Regions from separate parts of the Homo sapiens genome. Here all the other regions are linked to region 1. Evidence: chromatin contacts called from ENCODE Hi-C or POLR2A ChIA-PET data. All regions are on one chromosome and are shown on one strand. Each heading gives the region's core, a stretch centred on a gene start or an enhancer-like site at or near the end of the contact. The rest is flanking DNA. Distances are from core to core; before and after follow the strand shown.

Region 1 (5,336 bases), core at 1,295-3,794:
CCAGACTTTCCAGAACTGTCCTGATTTTACATGTTTGTCCTCGAGTTTCTGGAAGCACACAGGTACCTGCCAGGGACTGTGCCCTAATCTTTTGGTTTGACAAACGGTCACTGTGCCCATGACACACACCTGGCACAAGGCTGCAAAACAGCATTTTTCCTCCAGGTGAAGCTCAGATACTTGGCTGGAAAGGCCAGGCATTGGAGAAACTCCAGTGCACTGGAATCATCAGTACCTGCCACTCTGAGCAGAGAGGCTGCCCATGCCCAGCATAAGGTGGTACCACCTAGCCACACAGCAACGTAGCTGGGCTGAGTGCTCCCCATGAGCGTCTTCTGCCTAGGACAGGGAGTTATCAGGTTGAGATTTAGAATGTGAAAACGATGGCCCTGCACAAATCCAATACACGCCTTTTTTACTGTGTTTTAAATCTCTCTATACAATTATACCCCTGTAAGGCCCTCAACAAGACACTGTTTGCCTTCTTTCCATACTTGCAGGCTTGGCTCCCTTCCTGCAAGGCAGCATGGCAAATGGGAGGATCCCTGCTCTGGTCTGTGCCACAGTCCCTGCTAAGAAAGTGGGCCTAGGGTTCCTATGGAGAAGGAGGAGTCACTCCTCTGCCCCTCCCAGACCCAGACCACCAGCACAGACAAAAGTGCTACCACTTGCACGTTTCCTCTTTGCCCAGCACAATAAAGGAATTAGGACCTACCACCTACTAAGTTTCTGCAGCTGACACTTCCAGGCTTAAAGTCTAGCACGCCAGCTCAGTCACACATGGTCTGACGAGTCCTCTTTGCAACTCAGCCCCAACCCAGCCACCCGTGCAATTTTGCTAATTCAAACAGCTTTCCCGTTTAGAGAGGTTGATAGCCATCTCCCATCTCCTTTTCCTACTGACGTCATCCCACATTTTCTCCGGAGACAAATAAGGGTAGAGTTCCTGGGATAGTTTTCAGGCTGCCTAAGATAGGAGTGCAGTGGCCTCCCGAGTCCACCCCACATCTCAGGCTTTGGACAAGTCGTCAAAAGTGAGAGGGAGGTAATGAAATAAATCACCTAGCTAGGGTTAAAGGGCAAAAAGAATTTGGAGACTGCAGCTCAGACCCAGATCTATCCTGGGCATTTGCAGTGCAAAGCTGCGTTTTCTTCGCCACTACCGAGGTCTTGCACAATAGCCTGTGTATAAACATCCACGCCAACAATGCCTGACTGTGCAATCACGCTGTAATTACAGGCCGGCAGGAAGCTGCTGCTAGGAACTGCACCATTCAACCTCTAGGACACCCCATCTCGAGTCTCCACGGCTCGGACGCACTTTCCTGCACACACCAACGTGTCCCCGCCGCCGCCGCTACAGTTGCAGTCTCGCCACTGGCCCGGGCCGCCAGCCCCTAGTTACTCTGCAGGAATGTCCCAAACTTCTCAGCTGTTCTTTAAAAAACCCTGCGCCACGAGGCTACCGAGGGCGACGGGAACCACCGTCAAAGTTCCTGCAGCACATTCCTGCAGCCCTTGCAGTTTTAGGAAACAGAAAAGAACGAGATGCCACAGAGTCCGCTGGAAGCGGGTTTCTGAGTTTTATATAGAAAACACTCACATATGTACGTGGGTGTGCTGACAGTTTTTATGGCTAAATTGCAAAGTGTTAGGCCTTAGCGATCACTGTCAGGTTTGGGACATGGTTGGGAAGGGTAAAGGGGGAGTCAGGAGCGATTCATTTCAAGGGGGCTTGGGGACAATTCCGGTTTGGTTTTCTGAAAATGCGTAGGGTTGTTTTCCCAAACTTCCGAGCTACTCTGCTCTTCGTCCCAGGAAGGCCAAGCAAATAAAAGTCCGGGGAAAGTTCCTTTAACTTCCTTCCTGCGCCCTCGACAAGGGCTGCGAAGAGGAAGAGGTCATTTCCCAGGGAAGCACCGGGCAGGGGCCGAGAGCTGCGCCCAGCCTGCAGGGATGGAGGCGCTGGGCGGAGGGCTGGCTGCAGACGTAGGCCCCGGAAAGCCCCTTCCCCCCACCCTACCTCAGGCCAACGGCGCCTGGAGCTGGCCCCGCTGCAGCCCTTGCTGTTTGAAGTCCCGCGGCAAAGCGGCGACAACACCGGCGCAGCCCGGCGCCCCGACCCCGGCCGCCGAGCTCCCTCCCTGCAGCACCCCGGCACCCCAGCGCCCGGCCCAACCCGGCCCGCCACATCCGCGCCCGCGCGGCCCAGCCCGAGCCCCGGAACGATTCCGAGCCCCACGCCGGCGCCCGGTGGCGGGAGGGGGCGCCGAGCCCGCGGCTTACCTGCGTGCTGGATCCCCGGGCTGCTCGGAGGGGTGCGGGGCGCAGGCGAGTGCGGCCCGCAGACTCTAACTTTGTTGCTCTCGGGACGGCGCAGTCGTCACTTCCTCGCGGAGCGGGCGGTGCGGCCCGGGCTGTGCGGCCCGGGCTGTGACCCAGCGGCTCGCGCGGTGGCGCGCAGGGCCCTGCAGCCAGCCGCCCCGCCCGCGCCCCCGGCTCCGCGCGCCCCTGGCCCCAGGCGCCGTCTCCCCACTCTGCGCGCCCTCGGCTGCGGGGTAGCGGGCAGCCCTGCGCTGCCGGCCGCCTAGCCTGCACCCCCCGCCCTGGGAGGGAAGCCTCGCTCCAGCCGCGTCGTTTCCGCGCCGAAGTGCGATCCGGGGCCCCGCGCTGGAGTCCCCTGCTCTCAGGCTGGTCTGGAAGGTGGTGGTGGGGTTCAGGGTCCCCGGAAAGCTGGGGTTCCAGGGTAAACACCAGTACACAAACAAAGCGGTGGGGGAGGGGAAAGAAAAAGTTTTTCCGTTTGGTGTTGGGGCTAAAAGGGTCATGTCAGAAAGCAGTGTGCTCTATGTGTTCTTAATGCCTAAAGTGGGCCTTAAAACAAGGGTCCCTGTCCCCACGTTCTCTCTAAAAGTCTGCATGATGTCCCTCGTCATTTCTACGGGTTATAAGTGAGCAAGACGTTTACCACGTATCACACTTCTGGGGGCTATTTCAACGCCCAAGCTGGGGCTGCAGAATGGTTTCTGTTCTAATCCTCCCCCGCGATTTCCACCTCTTTACACTCAACTCACAGAAAATAGAGTCTGATGCATTCTGTGTTTCATCACCGGTCAAAAGTGACTTTGAGGGTAGGGTGGAGGCCTGAGAAGGGCAGCTTCAGGCAATAGTAATCCTGAAATTTATCATTGCTCAAAATAAATGTGCTCACCTTATTAAAAAGTACAACGGAAAGCCACCTTTAAGATAAGTAGCAACCAAGTCGTTAAACAGCAGTCTTCAAGGAAGAACTCCTGATCTCATAAGGCTGGAGAAAAAACGGGGTTAGCCTTTGCTGGTGAAAAAAAAAAAAAAAGACATTCGAAACTGCAGTGAAGGGCTTTCATAACAGAAACATTAGCTTCATTGTAGCTTGTCGTGGAAAACAGGGACCTTTTAATAGGTGGTTCAAAAGCATCAGTTAGGGCTCAACAATTTTCCTTTTTTCCCCAAATACTGCTTCTCCTAGCACATTGGCCAGATAAAACCTCCCCCCTTTCAATGCTTCATCTTTTTATGAAAACACAGGAAACCATAAACTTGAGTGAAGGCTTTGTTCAGAAAGGTGGATGTAAGACTGATGGAAAATGACATTTGGGAAATGATCCCCAGGTCTGTGTTAATCTCTCATGGAAAGCCACAGACTCACCCAAAGATAGGCGTATGAAGATCGAAGCTCTCCTAGCAACATGAAATCCTCCACGTTGCAGCTGCTACGCCCTAGTTCTGATTTTTACTAAGACATTAATGGCACATTATAAATACAAAATGTGCAATGCAAGAAAAATAATACTGCTTTGAGAAATAACTGCATCATTAGACTCAATAATTAAAGTTCCCTGAAATTCTTCTTACATCACGCTATTGTGGGGAGATGGTGAAGGGATTGCCCATTTCAATTTTGGAATAAATAGAAGTAATTCCTTAGTGCATTCTGCTTAAGGCAACCAATGAGAGAATATGTTAGCCAGGCTTCTAAAGGCAATCATGTGATACTCCATATTTGCTAAAACAAGAGCTGAATATTTTTTTTGTTCCATATGCAATTCCAAATTTTCAGTCACAATTTCATGAATATTCAGTATTTCTGCATGCCCAGGAGTAATTAGCAGACAGTGTAAATGTGTGAAGGCCTGACACTTACACATACATTGCTTTTTTCTCTATGTAAGGTGGCAGTTGCTGGAGTACCAGGGCACCAAGTGGAGGATGTGGTAGACAGCCTCTAAGATGCGCCCCCTGCCAATGATCTCTGCCTCCAGGTATTCATACCCTTGTATAATCCTCCCTCCTTAAGTGTAAGCTGAATCCATTGACTGAGTTCTGACAAATAGAATATGGCCAGTGATGTGATCTTACTTCTGAGACTAGGTTATAAAAAAAAAAAATGCGGCTTCCATACTGGGTCCTCTCTATGCCTTTCACTCTCTGGGAACACTCACTGTGGGGGAAGCCAACTGCCACGTCCTAAGGCAGCCTGGTAGAAAGGGAGCTAGGCCTGCCAACCACCGTTTGAGGGAGCTTGGAAAGGGATGCCTCTCCTTCCCCCCATGTTAATCAAGACTTCAGATAAGACCTTCAACCCCAGCCAACAGCTGAAGGGCCTCCCTCGGGCCCTTCAGGCAGAGGCACCCAGCTAAGCTGCCTGGATTCCTGACCCACAGAAACTATAAGATAATAAATGTTGTCTTAAGCTGCTGTGTTTTGAGGAATTCATTACATGGCCACAAATAACAGAGACCAGTAGAGAATCATTGGGGACCCAGTGACAACCCTGCACAGCCTTCCTGATAGAACATGGAAAGGAAAGCAGGGGCCAGAGCCAGATCTAAGCATAACACAAACCCCAAGAACAGAAGGCCGAGCTCTCAGTCCTTTTGCAGAGCGAGGGTCATTCTTGAATTTAAACTAGGTCGGGGGTGTGGACTCCTGCTTGGTCCCAGGCAGCCCTGGTATTGGGTGTCACCTACCTGACAGCACATACAGATGTCTTTGTGTCACCAGAATTGACATCTGTCCAGGCATCCTCTTCCTCCTCCTCCAGGCATTTACCCTGATCCCTGAGGGCTTGGCCCAAACAGTGGCTGTGGAGTCAGGGCTTTGTCCTAGAAGGAGAGTTGGCAAGAAGGGCCTTCAACCCTGGCAGCCAGAAGGGGTAGGCGATTTTGGTTGGGGTGGAGGGTCAAAAAACTAGGAAGAAAGGCTTGTGGTCCTGCTGTTGAAGAGCAAGTCGTGGACTATCTCTGATAAGGATTACCTCCACACTGCTGCCAGGGCGAGGGAGAACATTCTGTCCA
Region 2 (5,336 bases), core at 2,063-4,562, 220 kb before region 1:
GCCTGCTTTTATTCTCTTATCTGGCCCCACTCACATCCTGCTGATTGGTAGAGCCCAGGGGTCTGTTTTGACAGGGCACTGATTGGTGCGTTTACAATTCCTCAGCTAGACACAAAAGTTCTCCACGTCCCCACCAGAATAGTTAGATACAGAGTGTTGACACAAAGGTTCTCCAAGTCCCCACCAGAGTAGCTAGATACAGAGTGTTGATTGGTGCATTCACAAACCCTGAGCTAGACACAGGGTGCTGATTGGTGTGTTTACAAACCTTGAGCTAGATACAGAGTGCCGATTGGTGTATTTACAATCCCCTAGCTAGACATAAAGGTTCTCCAAGTTCCCACTAGACTCAGGAGCCCAGCTGGCTTCACCCAGTGGATCGTGCACTGGGGCTGCAGGTGGAGCTGCCTGCCAGTCCCGCACCGTGAGCCCACACTCCTCAGCCCTTGGGTGGTCAATGGGACTGGGCTCCGTGGAGCAGGGGGCGGCGCTCGTCAGGGAAGCTCAGGCTGCACAGGAGCCCACGGAGGCGGGGGGAGGCTCAGGCATGGAGGGCTGCAGGTCCTAAGCCCTTTCCCGTGGGAAGGCAGCTAAGGCCCAGCGAGAAATTGAGCACAGCGCCAGTGGGCCGGCACTGCTGGGGGACCCAGCACACCCTCCGCAGCCGCTGGCCCAGGTGCTAAGCCCCTCATTGCCCGGGGCTGGCAGGGCCAGCTGGCGGCTCCGAGTGTGGGGCCCACCAAGCCCATGCCCACCTGGAACTCCAGCTGGCCCGCAAGTGCGGAACGCAGCCTCAGTTCCCACTTGCGCCTCTCCCTCCACACCTCCCTGCAAGCTGAGGGAGACGGCTCCGGCCTTGGCCAGCCCAGAAAGGGGCTCCCACAGTGCAGCGGTGGGCTGAAGGGCTTCTCAAGTGCCGCCAAAGTGGGAGCCCAGGCAGAGGAAGTGCTGTGAGGGCTGCCAGCACGCTGTCACCTCTCACAAGCTCCACCTCTGGGGTTCACGCCATTCTCCTGCCTCAGCCTCTGGAGCAGCTGGGACTACAGGTGCCTGCCACCATGCCCAGTTAATTTCTTGTATTTTTTTTTAGTAGAGATGGGGTTTCACTGTGTTAGCCAGGATGGTGTCGATCTCCTGACCTCATGATCCACCCGCCTCAGCCTCCCAAAGTTCTGGGATTACAGGTGTGAGCCACCGCGCCCATCCCCTTTTTCTTTTTAGAGACAGGGTCTTGCTATGTTGTCCAGGTTGGTGCGAAACTCCTGGCCTTAAGCAACCCTGCCACCTCAGCCTCCAAGTAAACTGGGATTACAGGCGTGAGCCATCTTGCCCAACTTCCACTTTCTAGCTGTGTGATCTTCAGAAAATCAGTTAAATTCTCTGGGCCTTAATTTACTGATAGGGTTCTTGTAAGTATTAACCATTAGCTACTATTGAGAGGTGAAGACCGCTGGGCTTCTGGGTTGGGTGGGGACTTGGAGAACTTTTTTGTCTAGCTAAAGGATTGTAAATGCACCAATCAGCACTCTGTGTCTAGCTAAAGGTTTGTAAACGCACCAATCAGCACTGGGTAAAAACGAACCAATCAGCACTTTGTAAAACGAACCAATCAGCACTCTGTAAAATGGAAAATCAGCGCTCTGTAAAATGGACCAATCAGCAGGACATGAGCAGGGCCAAATAAGGGAATAAAAGCTGGTCACCCCAGCTAGTAGTGGTAACCTGCGTGAGTTCCGCTCCAGGCTGATGGAAGCTTTGTTCTTTTGTACTTCACAATAAACCTTGCTACTGCTCCTTCTTTGGGTCCATACTGCATTTCAGAGCTGTAACACCGTGAAGGTATACAGCTTCACTCCTGAAGCCAAGACCATGAACCCACTGAGAGGAACAAGAAAAACAACTCTGGACCTGCTGCCTTTATGAGCTGTAACACTCACCTTGAAGGTCTGTGGCTTTACTCTTGAAGTCGGTGAGAAGCGAGACCATGAACCCACCAGAAGGAACACATTCCGGACGCATCTGAACATCAGAGGAAACAAACTCCAGACACACTACTTTTCAGAACTGTATTAAGAACTGTAACAGTCACTGCGAGGGTCTGCGGCTTCATTCTTGATGTCAGCGAGACCAAGAATCCACCAGAAGGAACCAATTCCAGACACAGAATTATTTGCCTTCTTACTTCCTGAGAGTTCTAGGCACAGAACATACTTGAGGTGTTATACAAAGGTAATTAGAACTGACAGGGAATTGTATGATTAATGACGTGGGACATGAGAGATTTGGAACGAGATAAAAAGGCTTACCTTGAGGACAGCCTTATTAGGAGCAGAGGCAAACACAGGTTTTGTGGGTTTGAAGCCTACACATTTATAGCTTTCTCTAATTACACAGGTAGGAAATTATAAAATCAGGTACAAGGGCTTGGCAGGGGCCTAAAGCTTAAGTGATGAAAAAAAAAAACACCACACCTCTGGTGAAACCAATAGCTTACGAAAAAGTAGAAAAAAGCGCGATGCATGGGGAGCTCCGGTAGTCCTTTGAGGTATTTGAGAGGCTGAGTCAGGAAGATGGCTTGAGCACCAGGAGTTGGAGGTTTGTAAGTGCAGTGATGGTAAACTGCCGCTGTACTCCAGTCTGGCAATGTAGTGAGACCCTGTCTCTCAAAAAAAAAAAGTAACCCTTGCCTGACTGGGACAATAATTGAGAAACCAGTAAAACAAAATAATAACTATTAGCCGGGCGCGGTGGCTCATGCCTGTAAATCCTAGCATTTTGGGAGGCTGAGGCGGGCGGATTACAAAGTCAGGAGTTTGAGAAATTACTACCTATTACCCCATTTGGCTATTTTTACACTTGTAAGGAATGAAGCTCAGAGGTCACACAGCTAGTAAGAAGCCAGCACCCTTCGATGTGGGATTGATGTGGAGGATAGGCATATACAGAGAACACAAAAGCAAAACACCATGGTGCAGATTTTGAAAGAAAAGCCCTAAGATTAGTAATGAGTGTGAATTATTCAACAAAGTGATCAAAACTAACTCCAGCTCTGCATTCCTCTTCGCCATCAGGAGTTTGGAGCCTGGAGACTGCTAGCTGCCTGGTTCTTTAAGAACCAGCCCTGGTCCAGCCCATTCCGCAGGCCAGCAAGCTTCTGAAAAGCAAACCTAGGAAGTAGCTTTCCAACATAAAGTGGAGGTTTCAACACAGGAGACTTTAAGCAAGTTCCAGTGTGTCTATATTTGGTCTGGCTGATCGGCTGGACTCTGGCCTTCCCCGCTCACGTTAGCAGACAGCTCTGCCCTAGTGGGCGCTTAGCCTGCGACGGCAGCCCGAGAGGATGTCTAACAAGCTTCTTTCTCCCCACCCCCATTCAGTTGTTCTCAGGTCTGAATTCAAAATGGCCTCATCTCCTGCTGTCCTTCGAGCGTCCCGGCTGTACCAATGGAGCCTGAAGAGTTCGGCGCAGTTCCTGGGGTCTCCACAGCTGAGGCAGGTTGGTCAGATCATTAGGGTTCCTGCTCGGATGGCGGCGACGCTGATCCTGGAGCCTGCGGGCCGCTGCTGCTGGGACGAACCGGTGCGAATCGCCGTGCGCGGCCTAGCCCCGGAGCAGCCGGTCACGCTGCGCGCGTCCCTGCGCGACGAGAAGGGCGCGCTTTTCCAGGCCCACGCGCGCTACCGCGCCGACACTCTTGGCGAGCTGGACCTGGAGCGCGCGCCCGCGCTGGGCGGCAGCTTCGCGGGGCTTGAGCCCATGGGGCTGCTCTGGGCCTTGGAGCCCGAGAAACCTTTGGTGCGGCTGGTGAAGCGCGACGTGCGAACGCCCTTGGCCGTGGAGCTGGAGGTGCTGGATGGCCACGACCCCGACCCCGGGCGGCTGCTGTGCCAGACGCGGCACGAGCGCTACTTCCTCCCGCCCGGGGTGCGGCGCGAGCCGGTGCGCGTGGGCCGGGTGCGAGGCACGCTCTTCCTGCCGCCAGGTGACTCACCTCCGCTAATTGTTCCGTGTTCGTTCGCCTTTCACTTTGTGTGTCTCCCCCGCCCCACGCTTTTCGCTTATGTGTATGCCCCCCCGCCGCGCCCCCGGGCTATATTGCCCAGGCAGGTTTCGAATTCCTGGTCTCCAGCTATCTTCCCGCCTCTGCCTCCCTAAGAGCTGGGATTACAGGGTGAGCCACCGCGCCCGGCACTTTGAGGGGAGTTACACTTTTTTTTTTTTTCCGTCCCTGCCCTTTTCACACGAAGAAGGGATGTAGCTTCCAACCTTCCGGAGGTTAGTGTAAAGAAACAGGAATGGAATGGAAAGCTGATTGGGGAAGTGTCCCTGCCGCTCCAAAACTGAGAGGTCCCTCAAACCTAGTGCTCAGTTAAAAGACATTGTAAGGGCCAGGCGCAGTGGCTCACGCTTGTAATCCCAGCACTTTGGGAAGTCTCGGCGGGCAGATCACGAGATCAAAAGATTGAGGCCATCCTGACTAACACGGTGAAACCCCGTCTCTACTAAAAATACAAAACAGTAGCTGGGCGTAGTAGCGGGCGCCTGTAGTCCCAGCTACTCGGGAGGCTGAGGCAGGAGAATGGTGTGAACCCGGGAGGCAGAGTTTGTAGTGAGCTGAGATCGCGCCACTGCACTCCAGCCTGGGCGACAGAGCGAGACTCCGTCTCAAAAAAAAGACATTGTAAGGAAAGGAAAAAGACACTTATATTAAAAACAAAACAGGCCGGGCGCGGTGGCTAACGCCTGTAATCCTAGCGCTTTGGGAGGCCGAGGCCGGCGGATCACCTGAGGTCAGGAGTTCGAGACCAGCCTGGCCAACATGGTGAAACCCCATCTCTACTAAAAATAGAAAAATTAGCCAGGCGTGGTGGTGCATGCCTGTAGTCCCAACTACTTAGGAGGTTGAGGCAGGAGAATCGCTGGAACCCGGGAGGCAGAGGTTGCAGTGAGCTGAGATCATGCCATTGCACTCCAGCCTGGGGGACAAGAGTGACTCTATCTTAAAAAAAAAAAAAAAAAATTCAGGTAGTTTCAATTTTTTAATGTTCTTATTTATGTATTGACTAGGAAGCCACTTTTTTTTTTTTTTAAATAAGAATTCCGACTGGTTTTCTCACTGTATTTCCATGGCAGCTAGGAGGTGCCAGGTGGCTGGGCCTGTGACAGTGCAGAGGTTTTGGTGCCTGCCCGCCCACCATTGCTCCAGCTGCAGCTGCTGCCCCCTGCAGGGCCTGTTCGTTCCTGCTGCCTAGCTCCCCGCTGGCTGGCTATGATCTCCCTGTTACCATTCCAGGAGAGCAGCCGCGTCCCTATGCATGGCAGGACCAGGTACTAT
Region 3 (5,336 bases), core at 1,753-4,252, 200 kb before region 1:
ATGCTCTATCAACTGAGCTATCTGGGTTGTTTACTTTTTTTTTTACGTTTTATATTTTAAAGCAGTTTCAGGTTCATAGCAAAATTGAGCAGAAGGTAGTGATTACCCATATACTCCCTGTGCCCCCCAAAACTTGCATAGTTCCCTTATCTCCACTATCAACATCCCCCACCAGAATGGTACATTTGTTACAATTGATTAACCTTCACTGACATACCATTATCACCCCAAATCTCTAGTTTGCTTTAGGGTTCGTTTGTTCTACATCTACAGTTTTGGACAAATGTATAATGACATGTATCCACCATTACAGTATCATACAGAACAGCTTCACTGCCCTAAAAATTGTTCCAACTATTCATCCCTCCCTCCCCACAATCCCTGGCAACTACTGATCTTTTTACTATCTCCAATACTTTTGCTTTCTCTCTTCCTTCCCTTTTTTCTTTTCTTTTTCCCTTTCCTTTTTTTGAAAGTTTCGCTCTGTCACCGATGCTGTAGTGCAGTGGTATGATCTCAGCTTACTGCAACCTCTGCCTGCCAGGTTCAAGCAATTCTCCTGCCTCAGCCTCCCAGGTAGCTGAGACTACAGGTGCACATCACCATGCCCCACTAATTTTTGTATTGTTAGTGGAGGCGGGTTTCACCATGTTGGACAGGCTCGTCTAGATCTCCCAACCTCAAGCGATCCGCCCAACTCGGCCTCCCACAGCACTGAGATTACAAGTGTGTGCCCCTGTGCCTAGCCTACCTTATATTTCATCAAAAAGCTTTTTTTAAGTAAACTGACATGTATGGCCAGGCACGGCAGGTAGCTCCCACCTATAATCCTGGTGTTTCCAGACTGGTCTTGGTCTCACTGACTTCAACAACGAAGCCACAGACCCTCGCGGAGATGTTACAGTTCTTAAAGGCAGCGTGTCTGGAGATTGTACCTTCTGATGTTCCCATGTGCTCAGAGTTTGTTCCTTCTGGTGGGTTCGTGGTCTTGCTGGCTCAGAAGTGAAGCTGCAAACCTTTGCGGTGAGTGTTACAGCTCTTAAGGCGGCATGTCTGGAGTTGTTCGTTCCTCCTGGTGAGTTCGTGGTCTGGTAGGCTTCAGAAGTGAAGCTGCGGACCTTCGCAATGAGTGTTACAGCTCACAACAGCAGTGCGGGCCCAAAAACTGAGCTACCTTTATTACAAAACTAAATAGAACAAACCTTCCCGCAACGTAGAAAAGAACCCCAACAAGTTGCCACTGCTAGCTCTGGCAGCCTGCTTTTATTCCCTTATCTGGCCCCACCCACATCCTGCTGATTGGCCCATTTTACAGAGAGCCGATTGGTCCGTTTTGACAGGGTGCTGATTGGTTCGTTTACAATCCCTGAGCTAGACACAAAAGTTCTCCACCTCCCCACTAGATTAGCTAGATACAGAGTGCCGATTGGTGTATTCACAAACCCTGAGCTAGACACAGGGTGCTGATTGGTGTGTTTACAATCCCTTAGCTAGACATAAAGATTCTCCAAGTCCCCACCAGACTCAGGAGTCCAGCTGGCTTCACCCAGTGGATGCCGCACGGGGTTCGCAGGTGGAGCTGCCTGCCAGTCCCGCGCCGTGCGCCCGCACTTCTCAGCCCTTGGGCGGTCGATGGGACTGGGCGTTAGTGGAGCAGGGAGCGGAGCTCGTTGAGGAGGCTCGGACCGCGCAGAAGCTCACGGCGGGGGCGGGGGCTCAGGCATGGCGGGCTGCAGGTCCCGAGCCCTGCGCCGCGGGGAGGCAGCTAAGGCCCGCTGAGAAATCGAGCACAGCAGCTGCTGCCCCAGGTGCTAAGCCCCTCACTGCCCGGGGCTTGCGGGCCGGCCGGCCGCTCCAAGTGCGGGGCCGCCGAGCCCACGCCCACCCGGGACTCGCGCTGGCCCGCAAGCCCCGCGGGCAGCCCCGGTTCCCGCCCGCGCCTCTCCCTCCACACCTCCCAGTAAGCTGAGGGAGCCGACTCCGGCCTTGGCCAGCCCAGAAAGGGGCTCCCACAGTGCAGCGGCGGGCTGAAGGGCTCCTCAAGCGCGGCCAGAGTGGGCGCCAAGGCCGAGGAGGCGCCGACAGCGAGCGAGGGCAGCCAGCATGCTGTCACGTATCACTAGCACTTTGGGACTACAGAGGCAGGAGGATAGTTTGTGCTCAGGAGTTCGAGACCAGCCTGGGAAACAGGGTGACACCTCCTCTCTAAAAATAAACATTTAAAAATTAACGTGGCATGGTGGTGCGCTGTCTGTAGTCACAGCTACTCCGAAGGCTGAGACAGGAGGATCACTTGAGCCTGGGAGGTGGAGGCTGCAGTGACCTGTGATCGAGCCACCGCCTTGCAGCCTGGATGACAGAGAGAGACCCTGTCTCAAATACAACAAAAAAGCAGGCCGGGCGCAGCGGCTCACGCCTGTAATCCCTAGCACTTTGGGAGGCCAAGGCGGGAAGATCACTTGAAGTCAGGAGTTCAAGACCAGCCTGGCCAACATGGTGTAACTCCCTCTTTACTAAAAATACAAAAATTAGCGGCATGGTGGCGCGCGCCTGTAATCCCAGGTACTCGGGAGGCTGAGGCAGGAGAATCGCTTGAACCCAGGAGGCGGAGATTGCAGTGAGCCGAAGCGCCACTGCACTCCAGCCTGGGCGACAGAGGAGACTCTGTTTCAAAAAAAAAAAAAGTTAAAAACAAAACCTTCCATGGAGCCCATGAAAGGCTGGAATTTGGCTTGATCTCATTGGCTTTTGGTTTCACCACAAATTGATCATCCAACAACTTTCATTCCAACAACCGAGGGTGGTGTGAGGCAGAGAGGCTTTCTACGGGGTGGGTTGGGCGCCACACCTTGCGCGCCCCGGGGCCCAAGGAGACGACCCTGAAGAGGAGCCTGGCTACTTTTGCCTCAGACGAGTCCGGAGCGCCGGGTTAACCGGTCTGAAGTCCCAGGGGCTTTCTGGGACTGCTCAGCCACCGGCAGCTTCCGGCACCAGGGGACGCCGGACGCCGTCCGGACATTCGGCGCGCTTGCCACGATCTTGGACGGGTCTCGGGCCTCGACCTTTGAATTCCCCGCTCCGGCTCCAAGATGTCAGCAACGCTGATCCTGGAGCCCCCAGGCCGCTGCTGCTGGAACGAGCCGGTGCGCATTGCCGTGCGCGGCCTGGCCCCGGAGCAGCGGGTTACGCTGCGCGCGTCCCTGCGCGACGAGAAGGGCGCGCTCTTCCGGGCCCACGCGCGCTACTGCGCCGACGCCCGCGGCGAGCTGGACCTGGAGCGCGCACCCGCGCTGGGCGGCAGCTTCGCGGGACTCGAGCCCATGGGGCTGCTCTGGGCCCTGGAACCCGAGAAGCCTTTTTGGCGCTTCCTGAAGCGGGACGTACAGATTCCTTTTGTCGTGGAGTTGGAGGTGCTGGACGGCCACGACCCCGAGCCTGGACGGCTGCTGTGCCAGGCGCAGCACGAGCGCCACTTCCTCCCGCCAGGGGTGCGGCGCCAGTCGGTGCGAGCGGGCCGGGTGCGCGCCACGCTCTTCCTGCCGCCAGGTGAGCCAGGCTGCTGGCGGGTGGTGTGAGCGTCAGTGGCCTGAGTCTCCGTTTGTTTCCAGTGCTGATTTAGCACTGGTTTGGTTTTGGAGCAAGATCAGAGAAGCTAACATTGACTATGTCAGTGGCCACTCTACCAAAATAGAGGGTTTGGTACCGGGCGTGGTGACTAACGCCTGTAATCCCAGCACTTTGGGAGGCCGAGATGGGCGGATCACTTGAGATCAGGAGTTTGAGACCAGACTGGCCAGCATGGTGAAACGCTGACTCTACCGAAAATACAAAAATTAGTCCAGCCTGGTGGCACACGCCTGTAGTCCCAGCCACTCGGGAGGCTGAGGCACGAGAATCGCTTGAACCTGGGAGATGGAGGTTGCAGTGAGCCGAGATCGCACCACTGCACTCCAGCCTGGGTGACAGAGCGAGACTCCGTCTCAAAAAAAGAAAAAAGAAAAAAAAGGATTTTTTGTTAGGCTGTGTACTACGGTTTTTACTTGCATTCTATCAGTTAGTCTCTATAATATCCCAATGAAGTTGGTATTGTTATTCTGCAGATGAAAAAACAGGTTCAGGTCGTCAGGTACATTATCCACTTTGCTATTAATCACTACCCTACAGATTTCTACAGGCATCAGCCTGACTTGTCTAAGGCAGAATGATGACAGTGAATGAAGCTATTACCATGTCGTCTTCTCTAGTGTTCTAGGCACACTGTCTCTTCTCCACTTCTTCATGTGCTGCTTTATCACAGGTCACACTTCAGACTCCACTGCCTTTCTCACCTAAAACCATCTCTGGGTATTTCTTTTTCTTTCCTCCCTTTCTACATAGACATCTGAAATATCAGTACACTAAAAACCAGAGGGCTGATGCAACAGAACATAAAGTTTTGTTTCAATCTTTTTTCTTTTCTTTCTTTCTTTTTTTTTTTTTTTTTTTTGAGACAGTGTCTGTCTCTGTTGCCCACGCTGGAGTGCAGTGGTGTGGTCACACCTCACTGCAGCCTTGACCTCTGGGGCTCAAGTGATCCTCCCTCCATTGCCTCCCAAGTAGCTAGGACTACAGGCATACACCACCACACTGACTAATTAAAAAAAAAAAAAGATTGTAGAGATGGGGTCTCACTACATTGTCCAGGCTGGTCTTGAACTCCTGGCCTCAAGCAATCCTCCTGCCTTGGCCTCCTAAAGTGCTGAGATTACAAGCATGAACCACAGTGTCCAGCCAGGAAAGCAAATTCTTTAAATTGTATAATGGCTTACATTTATAATATTTTGTTCTCTAGGACCTGGACCCTTCCCAGGGATCATTGACATCTTTGGTATTGGAGGGGGCCTCTTGGAATATCGAGCCAGCCTCCTTGCTGGCCATGGCTTTGCCACGTTGGCTCTAGCTTATTATAACTTTGAAGATCTCCCCAATAACATGGACAACATATCCCTGGAGTACTTCGAAGAAGCCGTATGCTACATGCTTCAACATCCCCAGGTTCTCCTCATGTCCTTTATTTAATCAGTCTCTCTAGAAATATTTCCATAGAGAGTGTAACCTTTACCACGTGCAGAAATGCTGCTCTGTTCCTCTTTCACAAAGATGTCTTCTGGAGACTTCCTTGGCTTAAGGTGCTATTTCCACTTTTTCTGTCAGATGAATTTGTGATATAGAATTAATTGTAAAATCCACATGAGATTTTATTTAGTAATATTAAATATTATCTGTATATTGCAAATTGAATTTCTAATCTACTGTCTTTGCATGCTTGTTTTTAAATTTTAATTTCCTGGTGTCAG
Region 4 (5,336 bases), core at 742-3,241, 170 kb before region 1:
AGTCATCCGCCCCCCTCGGCCTCCCAAAGTGCTGGGATTACAGGCATTAGCCACCGTGCCCGACCAAGGTGCCATATTAATATGATCAGACAAACCTCTGCCTCCAGATCCTGGGGGTCTGGAGGGCATATGAAATGTACTAGGTTTACTAAAGGAGGTATCTGGGTTGGGGATGGACTGCAGGGCAGTTCTCTGGTTGGCCTTGGACTGACTCAGTTCTCCCCTCTTTCTCACTAGTAGTTCTCAAGCATAGAACGTGCTGGGAATGTAACATCCTGAGAGAGGGACGGACTGGCTGGAATAGCCCTGGCTCTATTCCAGCCCCTCCCTACAAACAGGATGTCTTTCAATGCTTTAACCCAGCAGTCACATGACCCCAGAGTACAAAACTCAGGGCAGCTGCAGTGCAAGTGGGGCACACACACATGAGATTCCATCACCCAGGCAGCATTCCTGAGCCTTGGGGGACTGGTTTCCAATGATTCTTAGGCTTCTGTCATTCTTTGCTGCCTATCTGTAAGTAATAAATCCAGTTCATGTAAATTGTTGTATTAAATATATGAATGTGTTTTCTCACTGGACTCAGACAAGTTGGTAACCAGCATACAGTGAACTTGCTTCATAGAGTCTAATACCTTTTTGTTCAGTTTATACATGTTTACTGAGCTGGGCATCACTATATGCTCTTCTTCCTTCTCCACCCTGCTATGTTCCCAGCTAGGTTGAGCTGTGTGGTTGGGTTTGGCCAAAGAGAGGCATTAGCAAGATACTGAAAAACAAGAGGAGAGTCAAGGGACTTATAGTCTCCTCCTTCCTGCCACAAACCATAGGTTCCTTCTAAAAAAGGTACAACTCCTATCAGACTGCCCCCTTCCCTTGAACCTTCAGATTCAGGGTTCTACACCGAATCTTGTTTCATTGTTTTTGTTTTTAAATCTTGCCCATGCCTTTGTAGATAGTACCTTTATAAAACTCTCCTCAATTACACAGGCTGAGAGTGCCACTTGCTTACTGCCAGAACTCTGTATGCATACAACCCAAAATGGACTCTGCCAGTGATTAGATTTGTGAGGTAAGAAACAAAACAAAACTTTCACTGGGTACTAACCTACAGGTGTGTCAGTGTAGTGTTTTTACACATTAGCCCATTTAATGGTCACAATAAGCCTTTTCAGATAAGAAAACTGAATTTAGAGGGTTATGTTTCTTGCTAAAGATCACCAGGTATTAATATTAAGGATCAGGGTCAGACCAGAACTCGGCTAGGTCTGCCTCCCTAAACATCTGCTTTGCTCCAGGTACCATTAGCCCTGGAAAAAAGGCTTGGTAAGGGACTGAGGGGTAAAGGACGGATTACGACCATGTTTCTCCAAGGGGTCACCTGAGTACAATCACCTGGGATGCTTTTTCAAAATCTAGATTCTTGGACTGTATCTCTCTCAATCCTTTAGCTCTCAGTGGTTTTTGTGCCTCTATTTCGACACTCACCACATTGGATTGCAGGAATAGTCATTAACTCTTTTTTTTTTTTTTTAGACGGAGTTTTGCCCTTGTTGCCTAGGCTGGAGTACAATGGTGCAATCTTGGCTCAATGCAACCTCTGCCTCCTGGGTTCAAGCAATTCTTCTGCCTCAGCCTCCCAAGTAGCCGGGATTACAGGCATGCGCCACCACACCTGGCTATTTTGTATTTTCAGTAGAGATGAGGTTTCACTCTGTTGGTCAGGCTGGTCTTGAACTCCTAACCTCAGGTGTGATCCACCCACCTCGGCCTCCCAAAGTTCTAGGATCACAGGCGTGATCCACCGCCCCCGGCCGGATTGGTCATTAACTCTTATTTCAGCAGATACTCTTTCATTTGGGACACTGGTGTATTTGCACAAATTCTAGGCGCCCCACGCAGCGGCCTGGAGCCTGTCCCCAAGTCCAACCAATGGGAGTAGTGTTAAGGGCTCCGCCCTCGACTACTTTCCAGCGCTCGGCAAAGCCGCCAGGCCCGCCCACTGACTCCGCGGAGCTGGGTCGCCCCTGTTCTACCCAGATTGGGATGGCAGCGACGCTGATCCTGGAGCCCGCGGGCCGCTGCTGCTGGGACGAGCCGCTGCGCATCGCAGTGCGCGGCCTGGCCCCGGAGCAGCCAGTCACGCTGCGCACGTCCCTGCGCGACGAAGAGGGCGCGCTCTTCCGGGCCCACGCGCGCTACCGTGCCGACGCCCGCGACGAGCTGGACCTGGAGCGCGCGCCCGCGCTGGGAGGCAGCTTCGCGGGGCTCCAGCCCATGGGGCTGCTGTGGGCGTTGGAGCCCGAGAAAGCCTTGGTGCGGCTGGTGAAGCGCGACGTGCGGACGCCCTTCGCCGTGGAGCTGGAAGTGCTGGACGGCCACGACACCGAGCCCGGGCGGCTGCTGTGCCTGGCGCAGAACAAGCGCGACTTTCTCCGGCCGGGGGTGCGGCGCGAGCCGGTGCGCGCGGGCCCGGTGCGCGCCGCGCTCTTCCTGCCGCCGGATGAGTAGTCTGCCCAGAATTTGGTCGAGCTCTGCGACCCCCACCGGCCCCTTTCCTGTCCTGGGAATCGCGTGATTGTGGAACATCCCTGAACTTGTTCCTTCGCTCCAGAGTCTGTCATGGATTCTGAGTCTGGGCGTCCGCTGTTGCCCAGGCTGGAGTGCCGTGGCTGGATCGTAGCTCACACTGCAGCCTCGAACTCCTGGGCTCAAGTCCTCTCGCCTCAGCCTCCTGAGTAGCTACTCCAGTCTTTCCTTTTTAAGTTTCACGTCCCTCCCTGGAGGCACCACCACTTTAGCTATGTGCTGAATAGTGCATTCAACTTATTATATATTTATTGAGAGCCACTATGTGCCAGCCATGTGGTTTTGTTTGAATACGATATGGGCAAAACCTTAAGCTGATGTGCAAGAAGGATTTTTGCCTCCTTTCACATCAAACTTCCAAAGAAGCTAAAATCCACAGTATTGGCAATGCCCTTTAATTGTTTAAAAACACACACAAAACTGCCTGACAGTCCTCTCCCTTCTATCATAAACATGCTGTACGTGGTTCTCAACCTGCAATGATTAGCCGCCCTCCCTGGGGGAAATTTGGCAATATCTGGAGACATTTGTGGTTGTCATATCTGAAGGGAGAGGTGCTATTGGCATCTAGCAGGCAGAGGCCAGAGATGCTGCTAAACATTCCACAATGCACAGGACAACCACCAGAACAAAGAATTATCTTGCTGAAAATGTCTGTACTACTGAGGTTGAGGAACCCTAGTCTAAGTAAACACAGGATGTTTGCTAGGTAAAGGTAGCCCAGAAAGAAGACTCCTGATTAATCCCTTCTAACTAAATTCCTGACTTAAACCTCTACCATATAAAAATGATGAGCCGGGCACAGTGGCTCAGGCCTGTAATCCCAGCACTTTGGGAGGCTGAGGTGGGCAGATCACTTGAGCCCAGGAGTTCAAGACCAGCCTGGGCAACATGGTGAAACTCTGTCTCTACAAAAAAAAAAAAAAAAAAAAAAAAATTAGGCAGGCATGGTGGTGCATGCCTGTAGTCCCAGCTGCTTGGGAGGCTGAGGTGGGAGGATTGTTTGATATCAGGAAGTAGAGGTTGCAGTGAGCTGAGATCACGCCACTGCATTCCAGCCTGGACAACAGAGTGAAACCCTGCCTCAAACAACAACAACAACAACAAATTCTAGAGTTGCAACAGCACATAGAATCCTTAAACCGAATTCTGTGATTATTCTCCAAAACAAGAAAACTTGCTTTATTTTTACAGCTCTTCAGCAATTCTTAGCCTTAACTCGTGGCTGCCCACTGTACTGTGAATTCCTGGGGCTGGAATTGGGTCTTACAGATTTCTAAATATCCATGTTCCTAGAGGCTTTCGCAAGGATATAGTAGGAGCTCAATAAATCATACTGACTGGGCCAGGCGCAGTGGCTCACACCTGTAATCCTAGCACTTTGGGAGGCTGAGGTGGGTGGATCACTTGAGGCCAGGAGTTCAAGACTAGCCTGGCCAACATGGCAAAACCCTACCTCTACTAATTATATAATACAAAAAAATTAGCCAGGCATAGTGGCTCACACATGTAGTCCCAGCTACTAGGGAGGCTGAGGTGGGAGAATCGCTTGAACCCGGGAGGCTGAGGTTGCAGTGAGCCAAGATTGCGCCACTACACTTCAGCCTGGGCGACAGAGCGAGACCCTGTCTCAAAAAAAAAAAAAAAAAAATCACACTGACTAAGAATCAACTAAAACCTTTCATTAAAAACAAACAAGGAGCCGGGCGCAGTGGCTCACGCCTGTAATCCCAGCACTTTGGGAGGCCGAGGCAGGTGGATCACCTGAGGTCAGGAGTTCGAGACCAGCCTGACCAACATGGTGAAACCCCGTCTCTACTAAAAATACAAAAGTTAGCCGGGCATGGTGGTGGGTGCCTGTAATCTCAGGAGGCTGAGGCAGGAGAATCTCTTGAACCCAGGGGGCAGAGGTTGCAGTGAGCCAAGATCGCACCGTTGCACTCCAGCCTGGAGGACAGAGCAAGACTCCATCTCAAAAAAAAAAACAAGGCGGCCAGGCGCGGTGGCTCACGCCTCTAATCCCGGCACTTTGGGAGGCCAAGGTGGGTGGATCACGAGGTCAGGAGTTCAAGACCAGCCTGGCCAAGATGGTGAAACCCTGTCTCTACTAAAAATACAAAAAATTAGCCGGGCATGGTGGCGGGCGCCTGTAATCCCAGCTACTCAGGAGGCTGAGGCAGGAGAATTGCTTGAACCCGGCAGGTGGAGGTTGCAGTGAGCCAAAATCACACCACATCACTCCAGCCTGGGCAACAGAGAGAGACTCTGTCTGATAAAAAAAAAAAAAAAAAAACAAAAAACAAAAAAAACCAGCAACAACGAAAAAAAAAACAAGACTGGGCGCAGTGGCTTACGCCTGTAATCCCAACACTTCGGGAGGCCAAGGTGGGCGGATCATCTGAGGTCAGGAGTTTGAGACCAGCCTCACCAACATGGTGAAACCCCATCTCTACTAAAAATACAAAATTAGCCAGGTGTGGTGGCACATGCCTGTAATACCAACTACTCGGGAGGCTGAGGCAGGAGAATCGCTTGAACCCGGGGGGAGACGGAGGTTGCAGTGAGCCGAGATCGCACCATTGCACTGCAGCCTGGGCAACAAGAGTGAAACCTTGTCTCAACAAACAAACAAACAAACAAACAAACAAACAAACAGGCTGAGTGCAGTGGCTCGCACTTAAAATCCCAGCACTTGAAGAGGCCGAGGTGGGAGCATTGCAGTGGGAGGATTGCTTGAGGCCAGGAGT
Region 5 (5,336 bases), core at 1,530-4,029, 160 kb after region 1:
GCCTGATGTGCACTGGGCATTTGGCTGAGAACAAGACAAACAAGGTCCTTACTCTCATGAAGCTTACACTGTAGTAAGAGGAGACAGACAATATAAGATGATGATAAATTCTGTGAAAACCATAAACAACTGTGAGGTTATAAAAAGATGGAGTGCCTATGGAAAGCTTTTTGGTTGATAAAGTCCATCAGATTAAGGTTATTAGGAATGTACTTGTAATCAGTACATCAGTTAGGCTTATTAACTTGCTGCAGGACACTACGGAAAACCACAGGGAACTTAGGGTTGAGGGTGTGATTTTTATAGGGTTGGCTTCCCTGATTGATTCAGGGAACCAGGTATCAACTCTGGAATGGTGCTGTCATGAAGTGGGGACAATTTAGTTAAGCGAATGACTGAGCAATTTTTTTTTTTTGAGACAGGTTCTTGCTCTGTCACCCAGGTTCTGGAGTGCAGTGGTGCAATCATGCCTCACTGCAGCCTGAACCTCCTGAGCTCAGGTGATGATCCTCCCACCTCAGCCTCCCGAGTAGCTGGGACTACAGCACACACCATCACACCTGGCTAGTTTTTGTATTTTTTGTACAGATGGGGTTTCACCATGCTTCCCAGGCTGGTCTCCAACTCCTGAGCTCAAATGATCCGCCTGCCTTGGCCTCCCAAAGTGCTGGGATTACAGGCGTGAGCCATTGGGCCCCGCCCAACGGCAATACTTATTCAAAAGGTGAGAAGAATAAAGTAGGGTGGGTAAGTAATTGATCAGTAAGCCTTTTGGAAGAAGGGGTGTTAGTAATTTTGCACCTATGTTATGGCCCTGAGAGAAACACTGTTTCCTGATGCTCTTGCCGTTGGCATTATCTATGCCTATGACAGTCTGAGTTATACTTTCTCAGTCCTGGGCTGATTTTTATTTTTCATTGTGGAGGAATTTTGAATTGACACTTGATTGATGAGGAGCCAGGCTTACTAAAATCCAGGGTAAGAGTCAGAGATATGTATGCACCCTAGCCCTGGCTCTGCTACAGTGTGTGATCTTGGGCACGTTTTTTCTTTTCTTTTAAAGACAACTTTATTAAGACATAATTTCTATACAATATATTCACTCATTTAAAGTGTACAATTCAGTGGTTTTAGTATATACACAGAGTTGTGCAACTACCATCACAATTTTAGAACACCTTCATCGCCCTTAAAAGAAATGCCACACGCTTTAGTGGTCACTCCCTATTTCCCCTAACCCTCCACACCCCACCCCACCAGCCCTAAGCAACTGCCAATCTACTTTTTGCCTTTAATAGTTTGGGGTCCACCAGGTGCACTGGCTCACGCCTGTAATCCCAGCACTTTGGGAGGCCTTGGCTGGTGGATCACTGGAGGCACGCGCCACCACACCTGGCTAATTTTTTTTTTTTTTTGAGACGGAGTCTCGCTCTGTCGCCAGGCTAGAGTGCAGTGGTGCAATCTTGGCTCACTGCAACCTCCACCTCCCGGGTTCAAGTGATTCTCCTGCCTCAGCCTCCCGAGTAGCTAGGACTACAGGCGCGCACCACCATGCCCAGATAATTTTTTGTATTTTTTTGTTTGTTTGTTTTTGTTTTTGAGAGAGTTTTGCTCTTGTTGCCCAGGCTGGAGTGCAATGGCACAATCTCGGCTCACTGCAACCTCCACCTCCCAGGTTCAAGCAATTCTCTTGCCTCAGCCTCCCGAGTAGCTGGGATTACAGGCATGTGCCACCACGTCCAGCTAATTTTGTATTTTTTTTAGTAGAGACAGGGTTTCTCCATGTTGGTCAGGCTGGTCTTGAACTCCTGACCTCAGGTCCCAAAGTGCTGCATTACAGGAGTAAGCCACCGCACCCGGCCAATTTTTGTATTTTTAGTAGAGACGGGGTTTTGCCATGGAAACCAGCCTGGTCTCGATCTCTTGACCTCATGATCCGCTTTCCTTGGCCTCCCAAAGTGCTGGGATTACAGGCGTGAGCCAGCGCGCCTGGCCAATTTTTTTTTTTTTTTTAAATTTTTAGACGGAGTTTCACCATGTTGGCCAGGCTGGTCTCGAACTCCTGACCTCAGGTGATCCACCCGCCTCGGCCTCCCAAAGTGCTAGGATTACAGGCGTGAACCACCACGCCCGGCCAAATTTGGGGAGCAATTTTCTTAATCTCTTTGTGCCTCAGTTTTCTCTTCTACAAAAATGAGACGACAATTGTACTACTGGTCATAGAGTACTAAGAGGATAAGCGAAAACTGAGTGACATTGCCTATCAAGAGCCTCGTATAAAGTCCGAGAGGTTCAGGTCTGTAAGTCAGAGTCCGCCTCCTGGTCCCTAAACGCTCATTTTAATCCCACGCCCCTCCGTGACACGCCCCTGCTGTCTGTCTCCAAGGCAACGCCCAACAGTTTCCTCTCCGGGATTCCTTTCCCGGGGGCAGTCTCTTTTCTCTCCTCACCTGACGGCTCCCCTCCGCGCCTCCGGGGGCTCCCTCAGGCCTCCCCACGGTCATTTCAGCTGGACAGAGGCAGCAGCGACAGTGACAGCGATAGTGGCAGCAGCGGTGGCAGCGAGAGCTATGCGGGGCCAGGGTCCACCCCTTTCTAGCTTTGGCGTCTGGTTGGCTTCCAGGGCAGCCTCCGATCCATCCCGCCCGAGGAGGCAAGGTTCGTTTTCCGATTGGCCTATTTTCTCCGCGCATTTTATTTCCGGTTCTGAGGACGCCGCGGAAGCGGGACGGGATTGGAGTGCTCTGCTCCGGACGCACTACGTAGGTGGGCCTGCGGGAGTTCTGAGTGCGACGGCGCAGGTCTGCACCATGGCGGCCCGGCTTGTCAGCCGATGCGGGGCTGTGCGTGCAGCTCCCCACAGCGGCCCGCTGGTGTCCTGGCGCAGGTGGTCCGGCGCCTCAACAGACACCGTGTATGACGTGGTGGTGTCGGGTGGAGGCCTGGTGGGCGCTGCCATGGCCTGTGCCTTGGGTAAGCCCTTCTCCAGGCTACTAGTGGCCGGAAACCGGGCCGCGGAGGCACGATGAGAGCCGTGAGAGCCCTAGCACGACTTGCCCAAAGACAATTTCTCAGGTCTCGCGACGCTTCTCCCCTCCCCTCCTAGAGGAACCCCAGGGCACGCCGGAATGCGTGTGGTCCTTCAGGGTCCATTAGGGTCAAAAGTGGGAGGGGCGTTCAGAGTCTGTTCTACTCATGGGAAAACAGGCCTTCCCGGGGTTATTTATAAATGAGAGTTCCAGTTTCTCCAGATCCTGGACAGTACTTGTCATTGTCTTTTTGTTTATAGACATTCTAGTGGGTGTAAGTAAAGTGGGATCTCCAGGTTTTGACTTGTATTTCCCTAATGATTAATGATGTTGAATATCCTTTCATATGTTTATTGGTCATTTGTATATCTTCTTTAGAGAAATGCCTATTCAGACCCTTTGCCCGGTTTTTAATTGAGCAGTTTGTCTCTTGAATACTGTGGTAAGAGTTATTTTTATTTTTTGAGACAGGGTCTTCCGCTGTGCCCAGGCTGCAGTGCAGTGGCACGATCACGGCTCACTGTAGCCTCAACCTCCCTGGCTGAATTGATCCTCCTGCCTCTGCCTCCCAAATAGCTGGGACTGCAGGAATGCGCCACCACTCGGCTGATTTTTGTATTTTTTTGTAGAGACGAGGTCTCACTATGTTGCCCAGGCTGGTCTGGAACTTCTGGGCTCAAGCAATCCACCTGCCTCAGCCTCCCAAAGTGCTGGGATTACCGGCATAAGCAACCCTGCCTGGCCATTATTTTGTTTATTCTGTATAAGTCCCTTATCTGATAAATGACTTGCAAATATTTTCTTCCATTTTGTAGTCTTTTCACTTTTTTTTTTTTCCCTGAGATGGAGTTTCGCTCTTGTTGCCCAGGATGGAGTACAATGGCACGATCTCAGCTCACTGCAACCTCTGGGATTACAGGCTTGTGCCACCATGCCTGGCTAATTTTTGTATTTTTAGTAGAGACGGGGTTTCACCATATTGGCCAGGCTGGTCTCGAACTCCTGATCTCGTGATCCACCTGCCCCTTCCTCCCAAAGTGCTGGGATTACAGGCATGAATCACCATGCTTGGCCCATTATGAGATTTTTTTTTTGTGATTTTTTTTTTTTTTTTAGCTCATCAGCTATCATTAATATTAGTGTTTTTTTATATGTGACCCAAGACAATTCTTCCACTGTGGCCTGGGGAAGCCAAAAGATTGGACACCCTGATCTAAGGGCAGCTGTTCCACCCTATGATCCTCATCTCACAAGATACACAAAATTTAACTTAAAGCAGATCATAGACTTCTGTAACAGGGTGGTTCTCATGGCTGCTTGGGAGGCTGAGGCAGGAGAATCGCTTGAAACTGGAAGGGGGAGGTTGCAGTGAGCTGAGATCGCGCCACTGCACTCCAGCCTGGGCAACAAGAGCGAAACTCGATATCTCAAAAAAAAAAAAAAAAAAAAAAGAAGATAGTGCCCTTTACAGAGCATGCTCTACAGAGCATGTCCCTGTGCCCCATCCTCCACAGCAAAAGCTGCCAAGATGGACCGCTCACTGTCTGTATGGCTGGAGCTAACTTTTTTTTTTTTTTTTTTTTTTTTTGAGACAGAGTCTCTGCTCTGTCACCCAGGCTGGAGTGCAGTGGCAGGATCCCAGCTCACTGCAACCTCTGCCTCCCAGGTTCCAGTGATTCTCCTGCCTCAGCCTTCTGAGGAGCTGGGACCACAGGCGCCCGCCATCACACCTGGCTAATTTTTGTGTTTTTAGTAGAGATGGGGTTTCACCATGTTGCCCACGCTGGTCTTGAACTCCTGAGCTCAACTGATCCATCACCTCAGTCTCCCAAAGTGCTGGGATTATAGGTGTGACCCACTGTGCCTGACCTTTCTTTCTTTTCTTTTCTTTTTTGTAGTTTTTGAGACAGGGTTTTGCTCTGTCCCCCAGGTAGGACTGCAGTTGCACAAACATAGCTCAGGTGTGCCACCATGCCTGGCTAGTTAAAAAAAATTTTTTTTTGTAGAGACAGGGTCTCGCCATGTTGCCCAGGCTGGTCTTGAATTCCTAGGCTTGAGCAATCCTCCCACCTCGGCCTCCCAAAATGCTGAGATTACAGGCGTTAGCCACCATGCCTGGCTCACGTTTTCTTTTATAAACTCTAATTCTTTCTTTTTGAGACAGAATTTTGCTCTTGTTGCCCTGGCTGGAGTGCAGTGGTGCAATCTCCTCCTCCCAGGATCAAGCGATTCTCCTGCCTCAGCCTCCCAAGTAGCTGGGATTACAGGTGCCCGCCATCACACCTGGCTAATTTTTTTGTATTTTTA

Evidence for each region. A loop is a pair of places that touch in the nucleus more often than their neighbours do. ChIA-PET counts read pairs that join two places held with the same protein, here RNA polymerase II (POLR2A). Pooled maps may share reads with other maps.
Region 2: a pooled map shows a loop between it and region 1 (6-fold over the local background). The contact joins the promoter of ACOT2 here to the promoter of MIDEAS-AS1 in region 1. A Hi-C loop is called at or near these places in 8 of 50 pooled maps. POLR2A ChIA-PET finds 5 or more read pairs at or near these places in 8 of 52 experiments (BJ, CD4-positive, alpha-beta memory T cell, MCF 10A and 5 more).
Region 3: a pooled map shows a loop between it and region 1 (2.4-fold over the local background). The contact joins the promoter of ACOT4 here to the promoter of MIDEAS-AS1 in region 1. A Hi-C loop is called at or near these places in 1 of 50 pooled maps. POLR2A ChIA-PET finds 5 or more read pairs at or near these places in 5 of 52 experiments (BJ, CD4-positive, alpha-beta memory T cell, activated CD8-positive, alpha-beta memory T cell and 2 more).
Region 4: a loop to region 1 is called in a pooled map, with 5 times the contacts of the local background. The contact joins the promoter of ACOT6 here to the promoter of MIDEAS-AS1 in region 1. A Hi-C loop is called at or near these places in 4 of 50 pooled maps. POLR2A ChIA-PET finds 5 or more read pairs at or near these places in 8 of 52 experiments (AG04450, CD4-positive, alpha-beta T cell, CD4-positive, alpha-beta memory T cell and 5 more).
Region 5: a loop to region 1 is called in a map with no recorded cell type, with 11 times the contacts of the local background. The contact joins the promoter of COQ6 here to the promoter of MIDEAS-AS1 in region 1. A Hi-C loop is called at or near these places in 4 of 37 single-sample maps with no recorded cell type and 11 of 50 pooled maps. POLR2A ChIA-PET finds 5 or more read pairs at or near these places in 5 of 52 experiments (B cell, CD4-positive, alpha-beta memory T cell, CD8-positive, alpha-beta memory T cell and 2 more).

The regions. Positions count from the first base shown.
Region 1 is chr14:73,784,816-73,790,151 of GRCh38, forward strand. MIDEAS-AS1 (MIDEAS antisense RNA 1) reads left to right here and starts at 2,545. Exons shown (of 3, transcript NR_109995.1): 1 at 2,545-2,694; 2 at 4,212-4,301. It also overlaps a transcript of MIDEAS not described here. RefSeq lists silencers at 1,990-2,579, 2,630-2,679, 2,760-2,819 and an enhancer at 3,170-3,219.
Region 2 is chr14:73,565,901-73,571,236 of GRCh38, forward strand. It overlaps ACOT2 (acyl-CoA thioesterase 2), which reads left to right and starts at 3,313. Exons shown (of 3, transcript NM_006821.6): 1 at 3,313-3,983. The coding sequence starts at 3,341. It also overlaps a transcript of HEATR4 not described here and the pseudogene NT5CP1. RefSeq lists enhancers at 619-1,136, 1,530-2,729, 3,924-4,093.
Region 3 is chr14:73,588,871-73,594,206 of GRCh38, forward strand. ACOT4 (acyl-CoA thioesterase 4) reads left to right here and starts at 3,003. Exons shown (of 3, transcript NM_152331.4): 1 at 3,003-3,546; 2 at 4,832-5,034. The coding sequence starts at 3,090. It also overlaps a transcript of HEATR4 not described here and the pseudogene TRK-TTT14-1. RefSeq lists an enhancer at 3,237-3,736 and a silencer at 3,548-3,617.
Region 4 is chr14:73,610,526-73,615,861 of GRCh38, forward strand. It overlaps ACOT6 (acyl-CoA thioesterase 6), which reads left to right and starts at 1,992. Exons shown (of 3, transcript NM_001365788.1): 1 at 1,992-2,507. The coding sequence starts at 2,047. It also overlaps a transcript of HEATR4 not described here. RefSeq lists enhancers at 2,103-2,152, 2,170-2,669, 2,203-2,252 and a silencer at 3,328-3,572.
Region 5 is chr14:73,947,523-73,952,858 of GRCh38, forward strand. It overlaps COQ6 (coenzyme Q6, monooxygenase), which reads left to right and starts at 2,780. Exons shown (of 12, transcript NM_182476.3): 1 at 2,780-2,973. The coding sequence starts at 2,811. FAM161B (FAM161 centrosomal protein B) reads right to left here and starts at 2,572. Exons shown (of 9, transcript NM_152445.3): 1 at 2,451-2,572. The coding sequence starts at 2,504. RefSeq lists enhancers at 2,462-3,462, 2,479-2,538 and a silencer at 4,532-4,830.